2 separate regions of the Mus musculus genome follow, and region 1 is linked to region 2. Evidence: chromatin loops called from intact Hi-C (ENCODE). Cell type or tissue: left cerebral cortex. All regions are shown on one strand.

Region 1 (2,500 bases), 62 kb after region 2:
TTACTTTTGTTGCTACTTCATAACTGTAATTTTGCTACTGTTATGAATCATAATGTAAATATCTAATATGCAGGATATCTGATATGTGATGTGAAAGGGTCATTAGATCCCCATCTGGGTGGGACCCACATACTGAGAACCATTATTCTAGACCCTGAACTTAAAGGAATGATCTGATTCTCTAATAATATGTGTCTGAAATTATTATTAGGCATAGCATGGATCAATATAATCCAGCTCTGGAATCCAAGCTCCTGCGATGCAGGCACACTTCTTTATTTTATTTTATTTTATTTATTATTTTACTTTTACTTTTATTTTTTCTGGTACAGAACATGAGCATGTATCCCAATTTCAGTCAACTTATTCTATGAAATTCCTATGAGATGAATTTTCATTTCACATGCCTCACCACTATGATTTCTGTAACCAAGAAAACTTCTTTGTACAGGTTGTTTCTCGTTGAAATGCCTCAAATCTTAAATGCTCAAAAACCTGAAGCTGTCTGAGACCTGACTCTACACATGGAAAATTCCATACCTGATGGTGTGTTACTGATTGAAGTCAAAACACAGGTGCAAATGTAAAGCATAAAATTGTCTTCAGGCTATGTGTATAAAGTATCCATGACACATGAATGAGTCTCATGTTTAAACATGCATCCTGTTCCCAAGATACCTATCTCAATGTGTATATGCAAATATTCTGAAACCTGAAAATGTCAAAAATCTGAAACCCTTCTGGTTCTAGGCATTTCAGCTCCAGAATTCTCAACATGTATCTTTAAAACAGAATTCAAAACCAAATAAGCGGCCTGTGAGACTGCGCAGTGGAAAAAACTGTTTGCTGTCCAGTACCTGATGATCTGAGTTGGATACAGAGAACCCACATGTAGTGAAGGAGAGAACTAACTCCACAAAGTCTCAAAAATTCTCTGTAGCTCACACGGGGTCCCCTCCATACATTACATATATATAACAACAACAACAATAATAATAATGACAAATAATATTAAAATAGAAAAAGCAAGTAAATGTACATACCAAATTTTAGAAATATATTTCATATTATTACACAATGCAGAAATATTATACATGCAGAAATATACACATGATATTAATATTGTCTAACGGTCTTTTCACCCTTTCTTTTTTAATATCAAATATTTATTTAGCCTTAGTACACACTAGACATGAAATAGCACATAGGCAGAAACAGATGTTTTCAAGATACCACATTCATATAAACAAAAAAAAAGTGATACATTTCAAAAAAGTATTAATGTTGTGGGTTTTTTTTTATTTTTCTAAAAATGTGTGTAACTGTTAGGAAAGGTAAGATTGTTGTGAATAATAGAATGAATTAGAACAGAATGCTCGTGTGTGTATTCGCATGTGCCTAGGTTCAGATGTGTGCATAATGGAAATCAGAAATCCACCTGAGGTCTTGTTTGACAGTCATTATCACATAATGCTCTCTGTGGCCCAGAACTCATGGAGTAGCCTAGGCTGGTTGCTTAAGAGCCCTTTTCACCCTTTCTATTATATACCTTAATCCTTTCTAATAGACAGAACAGATCTGATTTGCTACTTTTTTCCTCACTGAATCTTTTCAACAAAGTTTTATTTGAAAAAGTATATTTTATTTATGTGTATATGGAGGGAGAGTGGGGGTACCTGTAGAGTTCAAAGGAGAGTAACATTCTCAGAAGCTGGGGTAACAGGTAATTAGGAGCTGCCTGACATAGGTGCTTTGAACCACACTTGGGTCCTCTGCAAGAGCAAGAAACACTAAGCACTAAGCCATCTCTCCAGCAATTCAACATTGACATTGTTAAAAAGAAATGCAAACCATCATAGTCATGCATTCCGTATAGTAAATAACTGTAGGATATTACCTATGTCCTACCATAATTATTTCTAACTATTTAGGAGATGCTGCACATTAAACTGTAAGAACACATGAACTGTGGGAGCTTAGATTTGGGCAAACACTCATTGTTTCTATAAGCAAGACTTGAAAAGGGCAAGAATCATTAGAAAAAAGATTTGCATATTATTGCTATGTGTAAAGTTTAGCTTTCTTTATATATGTTACAGGTTATTCTCATAAATATGTGCAATTACCATTTATCAATTAAAAAGAGCCTAGTGTGATGGCTCAAGTCTATAATCCAAGCACTTGGGAGGTTGAACATGGGTTTGAGACCAGCCTGGACAACAGGCTGTTTCAAACACAACTAATTCATTAGTTAATTAATTAAATGATTATTGAGCCTACTTACCTTAATTTTATTCTCTTCCAATAAGTATGTGGCCATCGACTTTGCAATTATTTCAAAGAAAAACCATGAGTACTGGAAAAAAAAAACCCACACATGCCTTAATATACCCAAATATTTGAGGCTCTGAAACATAGGATAAGTTAACAGACATCTTGTTTCCAAAGTTTGATAACAATTTCAGGTGACCCCAATTCACTATTAAATTCTTATAAAATA
Region 2 (2,500 bases):
GTCACAGGAGCAGTGTTAGTGCCTCAGAGTATGAAACCGATCATATGGTTCCTGACTACTTACTTAAAGAGCAATTTGGAGATCAAATAATCACTGCAAATGCAGACAATACCCTTACTTAGTGAATATTTTGATTTCTCTCTTTTTTTTTTTTAACAGAAAATAGAAGAAAAGAATAGAGGTATGATCTGAAGACGAACACTTACCTAAACATGTCCTTCAACTCATTCACTTTTTTAGGTGGATACTTGTTAGCTTGACTTTCATTTAAGAAAGCCCTCGCATATGCTAATGGACCAGCATTGACCTAAATTACACATGAGAAAGAAATGATAGTGTGGCAAGCATGTAATCAAAAGGAGCGTTTGCATTTCCCTTTTCATTAAAACCCCCAAGGGCTGAGAGGATAGCAGATACACAATAAAATACCTAAGAAACCCGCAGCCTAGAGATCTATTTTTTTTCTCATGAGAAGTTTGTGTGAAAAACATTAACTAAGGGGATTAATCTGGCAAAATGATACTCCAATAAAATAGTTAATGATTTCTGATGTAATAATACAGGTCATGGCCAGCCTTAGAAGTTTATTGTAATGTCTTCTGATATAATACAAAATTCGTATAAATTAAATGTGATTTATTTCTTATGTTAAAAAAGAATATTGATTTTTTTTGCTCTCAATAAGAATATAACATACAATAGTAGTTAATGCTTGCTCTGCGCCCTCATAAAAGCAAAAGAAACATCAACAGCCTTTTGAGCTTGTTGCGCAACCAACCAACATACCTGCACAGAGACACAGCCCTGCAACTTTAGCTGAAGCTGAATCATGTCCACGTCAACAGAGGAGCAGAGCTTGTGTAGCTCTGCAGTTTTATCTTTGATTTCATCAGTAGCAACATCAATTGGTTTTAAATTCACCTGCTGTTCACAGTTTATAGGTATCCTCTTTTTTACATATGGAAATGAGTTTGAAGCTATGAAATACAAAGACCATTTTTTAACGTAGCAATGAGTAGAATTCTTTGTATTTATCTTCTCTCATATACTTCCCTCCATTCACTCCTCTCAACCACCTCCCTTCTCCCCCAAATTCACTGCTCCTCCCCCTCCGTTTCTCTTCAGAAAAGAGCAGACTTCCCGGACCAGACAAGGCCCAATGAGCTACAATTAGACCAGGACCTCGTCATACCAAGGTTGGATGAGGCAGCACAAAACCAATTTTAGAAAATAATTTATTCAGTAGAATTCTAGGAAAACCCAGAATCAACTTGTTTTATGCCTTCCCATGCTTTTCTTAGAAAAAATCCTAAGGGTGCCAACTAGTTCCTCCTGCTTCAGGATGAAAGGATAAAATTATCTTTATGAGACACCTCTAAGCAATTAGGAGTAACATATGGGAAAACGATGGTTTATTACAAGGACATGTTTGTATAAACTTGTAAAATAACAAATGATTCACATTTCAGACACATGGTCCTGCTGGCCAGCTGGTACTTGTGTATATGAGAAGGGACCAAGACAGATATGAAAGTAACATATTGATTCCTACTCACTGGTCAAGATAGTACGACGCTTGCACTGTTCTTCAATGCAACCTTGTTTCTTGCCTGATAATGTATATGGGGCCTCAAAAACAAATCTGTTGATATTATGATTTCTTTCAAACTCCGTCTTTCTTTCTGTGAGTTCTTTGTCATCAAAATACGGCTTCACATAAGTGACTTGTATATGAGCGAATTTTGGATCAAGCTCTTTGGCATTTACCTATAAGGAGATTTTTTTTTTTAATCAATGAAAAGAAAATGATAGTATAGCTTACCGCTTTGAGGCCACACAAGAAACATGGCATTACAACTATGCTCCTGATCTATTGTACACTTACTGGGAGAGATTATAGTTGTGTTTTACAGATAATTTATCTTTTATTATAAGGAAGGTACAGAAACCTATAGAGACTACAGAAATATAGGAGGAACAGAGAACACCACTGCAATCTTAGTCCTCAGCAATTAGCGTTTTCTACATTTCACATATTTCTTTCCAATTGTTTGTATGCATATATGTTCTCAAAATTGAGATTCACATTGAACAGTTTTATAATCTTATTCTTTAAATATTTATTAAAATAGTTGTACAATATGTGAAGTCTACCTCAATAAAAACATGCTGAAACTACTATAGTTTCTACTGGAGTATTGACAATAGTGTTAACACTATTTATTTATATTATTTGAGACGGGGTTCCACACTTATCTCAGGCGACCTTGGAATTCTCTAGGTAACCATCAATAATGTTAAACTTGCAGTTGTCTTCCTGGTTTGGCCACTTCAGTGTTAGGATTAGAGGTGTGAACCACAAGTGGCTTAATATGACATTAATGGCTGAATGAATACACATGAATTATATTGGTCATTTTTTTTTTACATTTTGCTATGGAAAATCATTTTTTGGTGAACATCTTTGAATTTAAATGGTGTAGGGATTTTTGTTGTTCTG

What was found. Peaks named below come from ENCODE experiments on the same cell type or tissue, not always from the same donor. Only the 100,000 strongest peaks of a DNase experiment are listed, where the experiment ranks them.
Region 1: a loop joins it to region 2, with 4 times the contacts of the local background. A loop is called at or near these places in 2 of 42 quality-filtered maps.

What each region holds. Positions count from the first base shown.
Region 1 is chrX:36,003,857-36,006,356 of GRCm38, reverse strand. It overlaps Dock11 (dedicator of cytokinesis 11), which reads right to left. Exons shown (of 53, transcript NM_001009947.3): 27 at 2,285-2,356. Among named protein-coding and RNA genes, the nearest start is that of Gm32904, 22 kb to the left of the region's middle. In left cerebral cortex, no CTCF peak of the experiment used is centred here; no DNase peak of the experiment used is centred here.
Region 2 is chrX:36,066,137-36,068,636 of GRCm38, reverse strand. It overlaps Dock11 (dedicator of cytokinesis 11), which reads right to left. Exons shown (of 53, transcript NM_001009947.3): 49 at 1,557-1,767; 50 at 787-977; 51 at 207-307. Among named protein-coding and RNA genes, the nearest start is that of Gm32904, 40 kb to the right of the region's middle. In left cerebral cortex, no CTCF peak of the experiment used is centred here; a DNase peak (open chromatin) is centred at 1,279.